Regions from separate parts of the Homo sapiens genome. Here region 2 is linked to region 1. Evidence: read pairs that join two places in POLR2A ChIA-PET (ENCODE). Cell type or tissue: PC-9. All regions are shown on one strand.

Region 1 (8,000 bases):
TGGATGATGACACACGTCACTTCTGTTCATGTCCCCGTGGCAGAAATTAGTCCCATGGCTGCATCTGGGTACAAGAAGACTGGAAAATGGAACCCAGGTTTGGGCAGCCGCTTTTCAGCAACAACTTCACACTATGGAAGGGGAGGCATGAGTTTTGGGCAGACAGCAATATCTTTTAGAAATGTATTATCATTATCATCGTCATAATCATCATCATTCCCTACCCCATTTTTGGGTGGGGAAACTGAGATTTCAATGTTTAGGTAACTTACCCAAGGTCCATAGCTAGTAAGTGGTAGAAGCAGAATTTGAACTCAGGTAGTCTGGTTGCAAATCCCATGTGCTTGCTACTGTAACCTGATAGCATGCAATGATGAATAAGATGTAGTCATTCTCCCCAGAGCCCCCCAGGAAAAAGGTAATGTCACATATGCCCATAAGAAGTGCTTACACAGTCATTCTAAGTCAGAGCTTAGATTCCACCTTCAAAAAGAAGACTTCCCTGCTGCCCTTATCTTCTAGTCATTCAGCACCCCCAGGCACTCTGTCTCATATACCCCCATGTGTTTTCTTCACAGTGCTATCACCATCTGAAATCATACACACATTTGTTTCTTTGTGTGTCGACTATCTCCCCAACTATAATATAAACTCCCTGAAAGCAGGGACCTGTCTATCTTGTTAGTATCCCAGTACCCATCATAGAATCTGGCATAGAGTAAATCCTTCATCAATTTTTGTGAAATAAATGAGCAGATATATCTACCAAATGCTGCTGAAGCAGATACATTCACTTACTCATTCTGATATTCATTCTCTCATGTACTTGCGGAGTCACATACTCATTCATTCATTCATTCATCTGTAGACTCTCAAAAGTCAGGGCCTCATCTGGGGATAAAGAGGTGATAGTTCTTGGTCTAAGAGTAGCTTGGGAAAACCTGACAGGCTTCCTGTAGGTGGTGATGTTAGAGCTGGAGGGAGTATTTTTGGGTTGGGGAAAGGGGTGTTATATTACTTCTTTGGACACTTTTACATTTTCACTTGATCTGTTCCCAAATGCATTGCTCTCACTACCTTTGTAAACTACCATTGTTGGGAAGAAGACCAGCCTGGCTACCATTTTATGACTGCAAAGCTCTTGAATGTTACAAAGAATCTAAGGAGTATGTAATAGATTCACCATGGCACAAAGTGGGCTGGTCATTTCTGTCTGAGAGGGGAGTAAGGGCGGGTTCTAGCTTCATAGCAAAGTGCTAGTAGCTTTTGTTAGTCTATAATTAAGTGACTCAGCCACCCATGTGACAATCAGCCCATCTCAAATTCCTGATGCTACAGTAATGCCAATGTCACAGCTGTAAGCATGAGTGGACTGTCCCCAAGGAACAGTACTCAAAATCTTAAAAATCTGAGTTGTATTCTCCAGTTTTCTTTTTGGACAAGCCAAGCCAATGAGTATGGCAGCTATGTCAATTCCTGGTACCAATAATATGCTTATATAATGTCACGAATGACATACCTGACAGAATCAAAGTTAGGGTTGGCTGCTCTAGAAAGAAATAGTTGAACTTTTCCTATGAGAGGCTGCTCCAGCCCTAGAATTGTTGAGGTCTGGTGCTGATGAAAGCTTAGAGAACAGGCTTAGAGCAAAGGGCCAGGTGTTCCAAAAGTTGTTCACATCTTCTTTGGGATGCTTTTTATTTAAAAAAATACCACTGTAATAAAATTTTAATGTCTGAAATTTAGAAAAATACAAACATGCAAAAAATGCAAACAAAACAAAGTAAAAATCATGTCCAATTCTGAGAGCCCAGAGGTAATCAACTTAATTTGATGCCTATTCTTTCATTTTCTCTTTCTCTCTCTGCATGTATGTACGTGTGTGTCTTTTTCCAAAAATGGGAGCCCCACCTCTTTGCAAACTTCTCTTTTCACCCAATAACACATTGCATACACCGTTTCATTTCATTTGATCTGTCATTTTCTATGAGACTATTTTTATTGGTTACTGATTATTCTATGATATGGCGGAATTCCTTGTTTATTTGAAAAAGCCCCTATGGGGTAGCCATTTAAGTTGCTTGTCATCTTTCCCATGAAAATATATGCCTGAATGATTATTTCTGAGGCTAGGTATTGAGTCAAATGATGAGGAGTTTTAATTTAATTTAATTTTTTTGAGACAGAATCTTGCTCTGTTGCCTTGGCTGGAGTGCAATACCATGATCTTGGCTCACTGCAACCTCTGCCTCCCAGGTTCAAGTGATTCTTGTGCCTCAGCAGCCCGAGTAGCTGGCATTACAGGCATGTCCCACCAGTCCCAACTAATTTTTGTATTTTTTGTAGAGATGGGATTTCACCATGTTGGCCAAGCTTGTCTTGAATTCCTGGCCTCAAGTGATCCGTCTGCTTTGGCCTCCCAAAGTGCTGGGATTACAGGTGTGAGCCATCATGCCCTGCCTGGTGTGTACCTTTTAAATCATGGCATTTTTTTCACCAGAAAAATGGAGAAACTCTAGTTGTTCTAGCTGTGCAAATTGAAATAAAGGTTAATTTAAAGTGTGTGTGGGTGGAGAGACTGAGTGTAATATTATGATTAGCTGTAAATACAAAAATTAAATGCTCTTTTATTTGAATAGATCTACTGCAAGGGGGTCATTTTGACCGCAATTCTTTCTTGTAATGGAAAACTATAGAGATATTCACCTGGGAAGTAGTAGGTAGTGGAAACACCGGATTTCCCCTCCTTTCAGGATGTTTAGGTTTATGCTTTTGCATGTGACATTTTTTGTGAACTTTTAAATGGGCTTGGAAATCTTCTGCTTTATTTGAGAGATCCTCTCTCTAGGACTGGGTCTCTCCTAGACTTTACCGATATAATACGTACCCATTTATTCCTTTCATCTTCTCCAAGAAGAGAAACGAACACAGAGCCAAAGGAAGCAGCTTCCTAGGCTATCAGCAGATATGTCTTCTTTTTTTTTCTTTTCTTTTTTTTTTGAGATGAACTCTTGCTCTGTCACCCATGCTGGAGTGCAGTGGCGTAATCTTGGCTCACTGCAATCTCTGTCTCCCAGGTTCAAGTGATTCTCCTGCCTCAGCTTCCTGAGTAGCTGAGATTACAGGCGTCTGCCACCACGCCTGGCTAATTTTTGTATTTTTAATAGAGATGGTGTTTCACCATATTGGCCAGGCTGATTTCAAACTCCTGACCTTAGGTGAGCTACCCACCTTGGCCTCCCAAAGTGCTGGGATTACAGGCTTGAGCCACTGCATCCAGACCAGATTTATCTTCTTCACAGGACAGGCGTGTTCTCGAGGAGGGCTGAGAATGATTCCCAGCTACTCTACAGGACCAGTGGCTTGTATCAGCAGTCACAGTGAGATGCAGGGTTTTCATGGCTATGAGGAGTTTACTCTCTCATCAACCCTGTCCACCTTCAATAGTCAAAGGCAGTTCTCTGCCAACCCAGTCTGATCATAGGATTTCCTCCCATTTATAGGATACACACTATATGCCAGGCAGGTTATATCCATCAACTTGCAAGGTAGACATTTGTATCTCTATTTTGCAGATGAAGAGATAGAAACTGAACGAGGTGAATGACTTGCCCAGGGTCACACATTTAGGAAGTGGATGAGCCAGGATTCTGATTCAGCTCCATCTGATTCCAGAGCCCCTAAACTCTCGCCTCTATGCCTCATTGCCACTGTGACTTGTTACTATTCCTGTAACTTTGAACTCATCAGAGGTGGGTAGATTTTGACAAAGGAATTGTTATTTTTCGTTGTCTGTGTTTTATGGCTCCAGCAATGCCATTTTTCTACCAATCATACATGTTAATGGTCTGAAAAACTTGGTTTTATGGGTATAACCAAAGAATCCTGAGGACATATAAGTAAATGCCTTTATCTAAAAATGTGGGCTGGGGGCGATGACTCACACCTGTAATCCCAGTGCTTTGGGAGGCTGAGGTGGGAGGATGGCTTGAGGCCAGGTGTTTGAGACCAACTTGGGTAACATAGTGAGACCCTGTATCTACAAAAAAATTAAAAAATTAGCCAGGCATGATGGTGTGTGCCTGTAGTCCCAGCTACTTGGGGGGCTGAAGTGGGAGGATTGCTTGAGCCCAGGAATTCAAGGTTATAGTGAGCTATGATCATGCCACTGAACCCAGCCTGGGTAGCAGAATGAGACCTTGTCTCTCTAAAAAACATAAAGAATAAAAAATAAATTTGGGCTTCTGGCTCTGGTTGCCATGAAGAGAGGAACCTACTCATCCTTCAGGAATGAGTTCTGGGCTCTCTGGGAGCTTTTCCTGATGCTTCCGTCCTCCCCTCCAGTTCTGGATCAGATGCCTTAGAACTCTGAATCTGTCACTTGAGAGAGGCATCATAAAGAAATGTTCAGCTTTGACGTCTGCCTCTCCCAGATACAAGGGCCTTCTTATCAGTGCTGTCTGCCTTGAGTGCTCAACAGATGAGTCTGGGCTTATCTGGCAAAGTGATTTTCAGCTTTTCACTTCCTGCATCTGTCCATTCCACTCAATGGCCATTTCTGGGGCCTCCTGGGTGCCACGGATAACTAAGACAGAGTCTCCACCGCGGAAGATTCCTGTCTAGTGGAGTCAGGCAGATAGTAAATCTGAATATTTAATAGCAAAAAATTGAAAGTGAGTGAACAAAAGCTACATGTATCATCAACATGGATAAGTTTCAAAAATATACAGTTCAGCCGGGTGCGGTGGTTCAGGCCTCTAACCCAGCACTTTGGGAGGCCGAGGTGGGTGGATCACCTGAGGTTAGGAGTTCGAGACCAGCCTGGCCAACATGGCGAAACACTGTCTCTACTAAAAATACAAAAATTAGCAGGGCATGGTGGCATGTGCCTGTAATCCCAGCTATTTGGGAGGCTGAGGCAGGAGAATCGCTTGAACCTGGGAGGCAGAGGTTGTAGTGGGCTGAGATCACACCACTGCACTCCAGCCTGGGCAACAGAGTAAGACTCTGTCTCAAAAAAAAAAAAAAAACTATGTGTATATATATATACGTACATATAATCCTTTATAAACAATAAAAGTCATGGAAGATACATCTACCTTGGTCTCATTTATATAAAGTTAAAAATGCTAAACAATACTGCATATGATTTAGTGATACAAACCAATGTGCGATAAATACCAAAGTGATGATAGTAGTTATCTCAAGGTGATAGGGAGGAACTCCTGTTGGGGAGAGGTGGATAGCGGGCTTCAATTGTATATGTGACATCTTATTTCTCAGGGGAAGAGTGGGAGACATGTGAGTGTATGTGGCATTATTCTCTTTATATATTTGTAATTGCTAATACTTCACTTTAAAAGGTAGGCTCTAGGCCAGGCACGGTGGCTCACACCTGTAATCCCAGCACTTTGGGAGGCCGAGGCGGGTGGATCACGAGGTCAGGAGTTCAAGACCAGCCTAGCCAATATAGTGAAACTCATCTCTACTAAAAATACAAAAAATTAGCCAGGCGGGGTGGCGCATGCCTGTAATCCCAGCTACTCGGGAGGCTGAGGCAGGAGAATCGCTTAAACTCGGGAGGTGGAGGTTGTAGTGAGCAGAGATCATGCCACTGTACTCCAGCCTGGGTGACACAGCAAGACTCCATCTCAAAAAAAAAAAAAAAAAAAAAAAAAGGTAGGCTCTAAAGAAATACACACAAATATACACATGTAGTCTCATCCTTGTTTTATATTTTAAAATAATTTTATGTTTGTCGTGGAGAAAAGGTGGGAGGAAATATTAGGTTAAACCGTATGAAATTGTCATTTTTGTAGGCTGAAAATTGTCAAATATCAGCAATTTCATATGGTTCAACCTAACACATCAAAATGGCAACAATCATTATTCCTGAGAGTGCAAGTATGGGTGATTTTGTTTTCTTTTAAATTTTTAATGTCTTTTTTGGTTTTCTATCATGAGCAGGTATTTCTCTTTTTTTTTTTTTTTTTTTTTTTTTTTGTGACAGAGTCTCGCTCTGATGCCCAGGCTGGAGGTCAATGGCGCGATCTCAGCTCACTGCAACCTACGCCTCCCAGGTTTAAGCGATTCTCGTGCTTCAGCCTCCTGATTAGCTGGAACTACAGGTGATCGCCACAACGCATGGCTAATTTTTGTATTTTTAGTAGAGACAGGGTTTCACCATGTTGCCTAGGCTGGTCTTGAACTCCTGACCTCAGTTGATCCACCCACCTCGGCCTCCCAAAGTGCTGGGATTATAGGCATGAGCCACCGCTCCCGGCCAACATGTATTTTTCATATCAGAAAAATATCCATGTATATTGAGAGAAAAGAGAGGAAGTTGTTGGGCCCACCTTGGGGATGGGACTTCATGCCCGGCAGTGTGGGATGATGAAGGGAGAGAGGGCTGTGTTCGAGTTCCTGCTCTGCTAGTAACCAGCTAATGTGACCAACAAATCCACTTTACCTTCTTGGGACCTCAATCTCTCCATCTATAAAACAGCAAAGTTGGAAAAGGATCATTTCCAATGTGCTTTTATGTTCTATAAGCCTTTTTTGCTTTATGCCAAGTCTATTCCCTTAGACGTGGGGGAAAGTCGAGTTGACGGCAGTTCATCTCCACATCACAAAATATGTCTTTCTGCTGCCCCCTCGTGTGGCCTGTGGAACAGCCTTCCACTTCCCGTCACCTGGTTAGTTCATTTGTGCCCCAGGGTGGGGTCCTGGCACAGGTGCTGATGATGCAGTTGTAAATAATGAGTTTACACAGGATGACGATGACTGCAAATACTGTGGGCCATTAGGATCTCTGGCACAGACACCAAACAAAGACATTGCTATGGAGCTGTAAAAGATAAATCCCACAGCTCGAGGTCCAGCAAGTTCACTGAATGAGCATGAGGAAGAGGAGTCCTCCACTGCCACCCCATAACCATATTTTCCCCATTAAGGGCCAATGATGAAATGGATCAAGTGAGGGTCACATACAAACAATAGCTGTTGTTTTATTGTCCTTGAGAGAAATGCAGAATGTTCTCTTTCTTTCTTTCTTTCTTTCTTTCTTTCTTTCTTTCTTTCTTTCTTTCTTTCTTCCTTCCTTCCTTCCTTCCTTCCTTCCTTCCTTCCTTCCTTCCTTCCTTTCTTTTTTGAGACGGAGTCTCGCTCTGTCACCTAGGCTGGAGTGCAGTGGCGTGATCTCAGCTTAATGCAACCTCTGCCTGCCGGGTTCAAGCAACTCTCTGCCTCAGCCTCCCAAGTAGCTGAGATCACAGGCGGCAGCCACTATGCGCAGCTAATTTTTGTATTTTAGTAGAGATGGGTTTCCACCATCTTGGCCAGGATTGTCTTGAACTCCTGACCTTGTGATCCACCTGCTTCAGCCTCCCAAAGTGCTGGGATTACAGGCGTGAGCCACAGTGCCTGGCCAGGTTTCTAGCAATTTCTAGTGGCTAGGAAAAGGAATGATGAAGGATATTAAACCCTTCACTTCACACATATGAATAATTTAGTATATGTAATATAGTTTGGTCTTATAGCCATTTAGGAGAAAGTAGAGAGAATGGGCAGTGGTGAGGAAGGAAACAAAAAAAAGCCCAGAAATTAAGGGAAAGAGGAGGAGGGAAACTAACACTTACGGTGCCAGGGACTTTGCTGGAGTTGTGATATCAATACTTCAGAACAATCCGGAGAAGAAGCCCCAACTGCTCTCATTTTTTCCACACAAAGAAACTAGAGCTCAGAAAGATTATGGAAAACAATGCTGGCCACACAGCTTGTAAGAAGTGGGAACTGGACTCAATTCTGTCTGACCACTCCAAAACCTGTTGTTTTATTTTTTATTTTGGTCCACCCTATGCTAAGTGGGTGAGATAAAAGGAGCACTGGAAATGCAGAGGAAGAGGAGGAAGTTGGAGAGGGAAAGTGGGACAGGCAGAGGCACACGGAGGATGACCCACGGCCATCAAGAACAGGAACTGCCGGCAGAAAGAGACAGGGGA
Region 2 (8,000 bases), 82 kb before region 1:
GCATAAACCATGAACTAAGGGCAGTGCCAAGGGCAGCACTAGCCTGATGTCAGCAGGTCAGAAATTTCCACTACATTTAATCAACTCCACGTGCCACTTGGAGGCTATATTGATCGCACCTATTACTCAGAGGAGCCCAAGGTAGTATTTTACTGAACTGGTATCTGGGAAGCCCCACGCCAGTTCTTAGCTCAATAATAAACAGCTTTCTGATCAGGGAAGGGTAAGCTGGCCTGCTTCTAACCACAGAGGTATGAGGATGTGTCTAGAGTACAAAAGGCTAAGCTCAGGCTGGGCGCGGTAGCTCACGCCTGTAATCCCAGCACTTTGGGAGGCCGAGGCGGGTGGATCACTTGAGGTCAAGAGTTTGAGACCAGCCTGGCCAACATAGTGAAACCCCGTCTCTACTAAAAATACAAAAATTAACTGTGCATGGTTGGGTGTGCCTGTAATCCCAGCTACTCGGGAGGCTGAGGCAGGAGAATCACCTGAATCTGGGAGGCAGAGGTTGCAGTGAGCTGAGATTGTGCCACTGCACTCCAGTCTGGACAACAGAGCAAGACTCCATCTAACAAAATAATAATAATAATAAAGCTAAACTCAGACCAAATTCATTCATTCATTCAACACAATTTCTCCTGATGCCCTACAATGCATTCTCTACATAGTGGCCTCAGTGACCTTTTTGTCACATAGACCAGTCATGTCACTAGGTTGCTTAAAAGCCTGCAAAAGCCTCCCATCACATCAGGATAAATTCCAATCTTGGTATGATGGCCTAAGAGGGGTGTCCAATCTTTTGGCTTCCCTGGGCTACACTGGAAGAAGAATTGGTTTGGGCCACACATGAAATACACTAACATTAAATGATAGCTGATGCACTAAAAAAAAAAAAAAAAAAAAAAAATTTCGCAAGACAACCTCATAATGTTTTAAGAAAGTCTATGAATTTGTGTTGGGCCGCATTCAAAGCTGTCCTGGGCTATATGTGGCCCACAGGCCGAAGATTGGACAAGCTTAAATGTCCTGTGCAATCCGGTTGCTGCCTGCCACTGAACTCCATCTCATGTCCCCACACCGGTCTTGTTCACTACGCTACAGCCACACTGGCTGTCTTTCTGCTCATTCCCTCCAGGCCCTTGCACCTGCCATTCTCCCTGCTGGGACCACCCTTCCCTGACCATCACATCATCTGGCCTCAGCCCAGATGTCACCTCCTCTGAGAGACCTTCCCTGACCACCCAGGCTACAGTATTAGGTTGGTGCAAAAGTAACTGTGGTTTTTGCAATTTAATAGCAAGACCCACAATTACTTTGCACCAACCTAATATCTTTGTCTTCTATCTCAGCACCCTGTTCTATTTTTATACTACTCATTCTTACCTAAAATAATGTTTTTTTGTTTGTTTCTTTTGTTTTGTTTTGTTTTACTTATTTGTTTACCTGTGTGTACGAGGCAGTTCCCTGGTTGTTTTTTCACTGCCACACCCCGAGCTTTCTGGACAGGACCTGGATCACTGTAGGCATTCAGGAAATACTTGCTGGATGAATGAAGAAGGGGCTAGGATGTGGGAAGCCCTGTTCTGGGCCTTAGGGCAGATCAGAGGATGAAACTGACAAGTTCCCTGCTCTTAAGGGGCTTACATTCTGGTGGGAGACAGGCAATAATATGCCAATACATAATGACAAAGCGACCTAAGTTGGTCAAGGTCACAGAGCTAATAAGCAGTAGAACCGAGACACACACTCAGGAGGTCTGGTTGCAGAATCCATGCCCTCAGCAGCCCACTCAACACATAGCTAACTAAGCATTCCTTCAGGAAGTGGTCAGGGGGAGGAACAGTGAGGCAGGGTGAGGGGATATGAAGTGATGGGGTGAAGCAGGGCTGGCTACTGTATGTGGATGAAAGGTGTCATTCCAGCAGAGGCCTGCAGAAGTCACAGGCTGGGTGGAGAGGTATTCCTTAGAGGAAACAGTATGGTGGTAGAGACAGACAAATACACAGACAATGGTGGCTGGGCACAGTGGCTCACGCCTGTAATCCGAGAGCTTTCGGAGGCTGAGGCAGGAGGACTGCAGGAGCCTGGGCAACAAAGTGAGACCCTGTCTTTACAAAAATAATAATATTTTAAAAATTAGCCAGGCATGGTGGAGCATACCTGTGGTCCCAGCTACTCAAGAGTATGAGGCAGGAGCATCGCTTAAGCCCAGGAGTCTGAGGAATTTGAGGCTGCAGCGAGCCGTGATCGCACTATTGCCCTCCAGCCTGGTGACAGAGCAAGACCCTGTCTCTCAAAGAAAAATAAACCAGAACAAACAGAAAAAACAGACAACAACAACCCGTGTGATAAACACCATGACAGGGGAAACATGAGAGTCAGAGGGATCCCAAGATGGGGACCCTGAACCCAGCACTGGCTCCCTGGAGAAGGTGATGGTAAAGCTGCGACCTGAACAAGGAGTGAATCAGACAGGGGTGGGGTGGGCACGTCTTTGACAAAGGGAAAAGCATGTGTCAAGACCCAGAGGTAGAGGAGAAACACTTTAGAAGAACCAAAAAGATGTTTGGTGCGGCCAGGGCTTGGACAATGGGTGGGCGTGAAGAAATGAGGTGGGAGTAGAAGCTGCCAAGGGCTGCCCCAGGCAGGGCCAAGTTCGTCTCACTAAGGAATTAGGCTTCCTTGTAAAGGCAACGGCCATGCGGGAGGCTGAATGAGGGTGCATGGAACCTCTTGGTACTATATTTGCAACTTCCTGTGAGCCTATAATTATTTTAAAATAAAAATTTTTTTAAAAAGTAGTCGAACATCTCTAAAGAATTTTAAAAACCTTTTCTTGAGGCAAAAGTAAAACATAAATGAATATTGACCTCTTAACGGGTTAAATGAATCTAATAAACACGTATTAGCCCTACTACAGTGGTGACTAAGACAGGCATATAAAGACCCCTTAATTGGGAGATTATATTCTAGAGAGGGAGACAGAAAATGTGAACTCAGAAAGAAGACCATTTTAAATAGTAATAAGGGGCTACTGAAGGAAAAGAAACCTTCAATACTTACCCAGATTTCAAGAAACAGCCGTGGGCCTCTCTCTGTCTGAAGACAGGCTGCTCAGGTTCTGGATGGTTCTTTGGAGAAATATGCAAATTGCCCTGCGGGAGAAAACCAGAAAAACCAGCCTGTGGGTCCACGGAGTGTGAGATCTGGGGGAGGCTACGGCAGAGGGAGCTGGCTGGTCAGTTAAAGCTCAGGGGAGCCTGGCACTGCACCGTCGCTCCCCTGGGCCCTTGCCCTGCACGTTCCTTGACGTGGGGTGCTCTTCTCAATAGGGTGGTAGGGCAGGCAGCTACCACTGCTGAGCACTCACCATGTGCTGGGCACGGCCCTGCCACTTTCCATGGATTGTCTCATTGAATGTCCTTGTTCAACTCTCTGTACCCTGAGCTGTGGTCACTGCATCCAGTTCCTCAGCGGGCACCCTGTCGCCTCCACATCTGTACCTGGTGCCTAACCACAGAGTGGGCACTCAGAAAATGTCAGTTACATGAACCGAGGAATGAACTAGCTTTCAGGCTTAAGCAAGAGCTAGATTTTCCTATATTTCTCCCTAAAGGCACTCCCTTTCTCACATGCCAATGGAGCATCAGATGGGGAAGGGAGATGGAGGAAGGGCCAAGCATCTGGAATTACCCAAAGGAGGTCTCAGGACCCAAAACCGCAACTTCAAACCAAAACTTCAAAACCAAAACCTCAACTAATTTGAGCTTCATCCTTAGTGCCATTTTCTTTTTCTTTTCTTTCTTTCTTTTTGAGACAGTTTTGCTCTGTCGCCCAGGCTGGAGTGCAGTGGTGCAATCTCAGCTCACTGCAACCTCCGCCTCCCAAGTTCAAGTGATTCTTGTGCCTCAGCCTCCTGAGTAGCTGGGATTACAGGCACGCACCACCATGCCTGGCTAATTTTTCATATTTTTAGTAGAGACGGGGTTTTGCCATGTTGCCCAGGCTGGTCTGGAACTCCTGAGCTCAGGCAATCTGCCTGCCTCAGCCTCCCAAAGTGCTAGGATTACAGGCGTGAGCCACTGCACCCAGCCCTTAGTGCCATTTTCAATGCTAGTGAAAACAATACTTTTTACCTCTTTAAGCTTCAGTGGGGTTTTTATTAAGTTATCAGTGGGAACACCCTTCTCCTGGATGTTGCGTTCCTCCCCAGCATGAGAATGTACCTGTACTGTGCCTAAAAACTGAATATTCACACCATGAGTCCAATCGTGTTAAAGCAATGGAGAGGAGAAAAATGACTGGAAGAACAGCCTCCAAAATTATCTCTGAATTGCCATTTACAGATATCAGAGACTTTTCTGTATTTCCCCCAAATTTTCTGCCACAAATTTGTATCGCTTTTGAACTCTCTAGAAAGTTATTTTGTGTAGGTCTCTATCCATAGAGAGGGTACTGTTAGGACACGCACCAGGATGCTGGCAGTGGCTAACTCCAGGTAGGCAGGGACCGGGATTGGATTCTGGATGATTTTAATTTTTTTATATATCTGTGTTTTATGAATTATTAACAATAAGTGTCGATTTTGAGATCAGAAAAAAAATAATTTAAAATTACAACATGCTGCACTGGTGACAATCCGTTTTGTGCTTCTCCTTCCAACCCTGTGTCCAGTGACACTGGCAGCCCGAGATTGGCATGTTGGGAATATTTACATCACAGAAATTAGCAAATGCTACAAATCAGGGATAATTTTGTTCTAGAGAGGTAGTAGAACAGAATTCGACTGCATATACAATATGACTCTAGTTATGTTTTTAAAACATGTTTCGGCTGGGTGTGGTAGCTCATGCCTGTAATTCCAGCATTTTGGGAGGCCGAGGCAGGTGGATCAGGAGGTCAGGAGATCAAGACCATCCTGGCTAACATGGTGAAACCCCGTCTCTACTAAAAATACAACAAATTAGCCAGGTGTGCTGGCACGCGCCTGTAGTCCCAGCTACTCAGGAGGCTGAGGCAGGAGAATGGCGTGAACCCGGGAGGCGGAGCTTGCAGTGAGCCGAGATCGCATCACTGCACTCCAGCCTGGGCGACAGAGTGAGACTCTGTCTCACAAAAAAAAAAAAATTAAATTAAAAAAAACAACAACCATGTTTCAGCCAGGTGTAGTGGCTCACGCCTGTAATCCCAGCACTTTGGGAGGCTGAGGCAGGCAGTTCACCTGAGTTGAGAAGCTCGAGACCAGCCTGGCCAACATGGCGAAACCCCATCTCTACTAAAAATACGAAAATTAGCTGGTTGTGCTGGTGCATGCCTGTAACCCCAGCTATTCAGGAGGCTGAGGCAGGAGAATTGCTAGAGCCCAGGAGGCAGAGAATGCAGTGAGCCAAGTATGCTCTTGAATGCACTGTACTCCAGCCTGGGCGACACAGTGAGACTCTGCCTCAAATAAATAAATAAATAAATAACAAAACATCTTTCACAGAGCAAAAAGATCAGAAGGAAATACATCAAAATGTTTATGATCATTGTCTCTTGGTTGGTGGGGCTAAGGGACTAGAGGTGATTGGTTTCTGTTCTTTCTATTTTTCTATATTTTTAGCATTTCGGTCATGAGCTTATTGGTGCTTTTATAATGTAGAAAAAAACCCTTTTAATTAGAACTAATTCTGCCTCTTGATCCTTAGAAGGGGAGTGTGTTTTATCTCAGAAAGCCCTGGACCCATGTGGCCCAGCCAAGCCAGTGGGGATGAGTTCACAGTTAAGTCCCATACATTTGACCAATAAGTCTTGTCAGTAAGAAAAGGAGGCTGGGTGCAGTGGCTCATGCCTATAATCCCAGCACTTTGGGAGGCCGAGGCAGGTGGATCTCTTGAGCCCAGGAGTTCGAGACCAGCCTGGGCAACATGGCAAAACCCCATCTCTACAACAAATACAAAAATTAGCCAGGCATGATGGTGAGTACCTGCAGTCCCAGCTACTCGGGAGGGTGAGGTGGGAGAATCACTTGAGTCTTGGGGGTCGAGGCTGCAGTGAGTTGAGATCCTGCCACTGGACTCCAGCCTGGGTGACAACAGAGTGAGACTCTGCCTCAGAAAAAAAAAAAAAAAAAGAGATTCCCTATTTAGTAAATGATGCTGGGAGAACTGGCTAGCCGTATGCAGAAAATTGAAACTAGACCCCTTCTTTACACCGTATACAAAAATTAACTGAAGATGGATTAAAGACTTAAAACCTAAAACTATAAAAACCCTAGAAGAACATCTAGGCAATACCATTCAGCACATAGGCACAGGCACAGATGTTATGACGAAATCACCAAAAGCAATTGCAACAAAAGCAAAAACTGACAAATGGGATCTGATTAAACTAAAGAGCTTCTGCACAGCAAAAGAAACTATCATCAGAGTGAACAGGCAACCTACAGAGTGGGAGAAAGTTTTTGCAATCTATCCATCTGATAAATGTCTAATATCAAGGAACTTAAGCAAATTTACAAGAAAAAAACAAACAACCCCATTAAAAAGTGGGCAAAGTACATGAACAGACACTTCTCAAAAGATATTCATGTTGCCAAGAAACATATGAAAAAAAAAGCTCAACATCACTGATCATTAGAGACATGCAAATCAAAACCACAATGAGATACCATCTCATGCCAGTCAGAACGGCAATTATTAAAAAGTCAGGAAACAACAGAAGCTGGCAAGGCTGCAGAGAAATAGGAACACTCTTACACTGTTGGTGGGAATGTAAATTAGTTCAACCATTGTCGAAGACGGTGTGGCGATTCCTCAAAGATCTAGAACCGGAAATACCATTTGACCCAGCAATCTCACTACTGGGTACATACCCAAAGGAATGTAAATCATTCTATTACAAAGATACCTGCACGTGTATGTTCACTGCAGCACTATTCACAATAGCAAAGACATGGAATCAGCCCAAATGCCCATTGATGATAGATTGGATAAAGAAAATGTGGTACATATACACCATGGAATGCTATGCAGCCATAAAAAGGAATGAGATCATATCCTTTGCAGGGATATGGATGGAGCTGGGAGCCATTATCCTCAGCAAACTAATTCAGTAACAGAAAACCAAACACCACATGTTCTCACTTATAAGTGGGAGCTGAACAATGAGCACACATGGACACAGGAAGGAGAACACACACTGGGGCCTGTCAGCGGGTGGGATGCGAGGAGAGAGAGCATTAGGAAAAACAGCTAATGCATGCTTGGCTCAATACCTAGGTGATGGGCTGCTAAGTGCAGCAAACCATCATGGCACATGTTTACCTATGTAACAAAACTGTACATCCTGTACATGTATCCCAGAACTTAAAATTAAAATTAAAATTAAAATTAAAAAAAAAAAGGAAAAGAAAATAGCAAGGGTTGGTGGGACAGACAGTGCAATTCTCAGCTTCTCAGCTCTCCATGATGCTGGAATGGGGGAGCCCATGGTTCCAACTCTATGGATTGTCTAACTGGACAGGCTGGGACCCCAAACTCTTCCAGCTGCACAAGCATGGGGGCAGCTGTGGTGTGGGAATGCGTCACCTGCTGTGTATACTGGTTCTTGGGGGCCTCCACCCCTTGATCTGATTTGGGATCAGGATCCAGTCCAAAATAAAACTGGATCTCAAGTGTGTCTGAGAAGTTACACTGATTCCAAGAGAGTGCTGGATTCCTGCGACGAGAAAAAGCCCCTTCTGTCAGGACCAGCAGTACCTCTGTGCCCTGGGGTCACCTAAGACACACAGGGCTGGTCCAGCAGCGCCCTGGGGCTCAGGAGTCACTGACGGAAGGAGGAGCTCCCAGCTCCCGGTAGCCTCCTGAGGTTCTTGTCCCGGGTACTGTGAAGACACCAAATGATATAGTTTGGCTGTGTCCCCACCCAAATCTCACCTTGAATTATAGCTCCCACAATTCCCACATGTCATGGGAGGGACTTGGTGGGAGGTAACTGAATCATGGGGGTGAGTCTTTCCT

Evidence for each region. Peaks named below come from ENCODE experiments on the same cell type or tissue, not always from the same donor. Only the 100,000 strongest peaks of a DNase experiment are listed, where the experiment ranks them.
Region 2: POLR2A ChIA-PET joins it to region 1 with 19 read pairs; 2 of 35 experiments call an interaction of 5 or more read pairs at or near these places.

What each region holds. Positions count from the first base shown.
Region 1 is chr1:19,865,689-19,873,688 of GRCh38, forward strand. It overlaps LOC105376823 (a long non-coding RNA gene), which reads right to left. Exons shown (of 3, transcript XR_947028.3): 2 at 1-64. Among named protein-coding and RNA genes, the nearest start is that of OTUD3, 13 kb to the right of the region's middle. In PC-9, no CTCF peak of the experiment used is centred here; DNase peaks (open chromatin) are centred at 1,233 and 6,683.
Region 2 is chr1:19,783,963-19,791,962 of GRCh38, forward strand. It overlaps TMCO4 (transmembrane and coiled-coil domains 4), which reads right to left. Exons shown (of 16, transcript NM_181719.7): 3 at 3,064-3,155. Among named protein-coding and RNA genes, the nearest start is that of TMCO4, 12 kb to the right of the region's middle. In PC-9, no CTCF peak of the experiment used is centred here; a DNase peak (open chromatin) is centred at 3,159.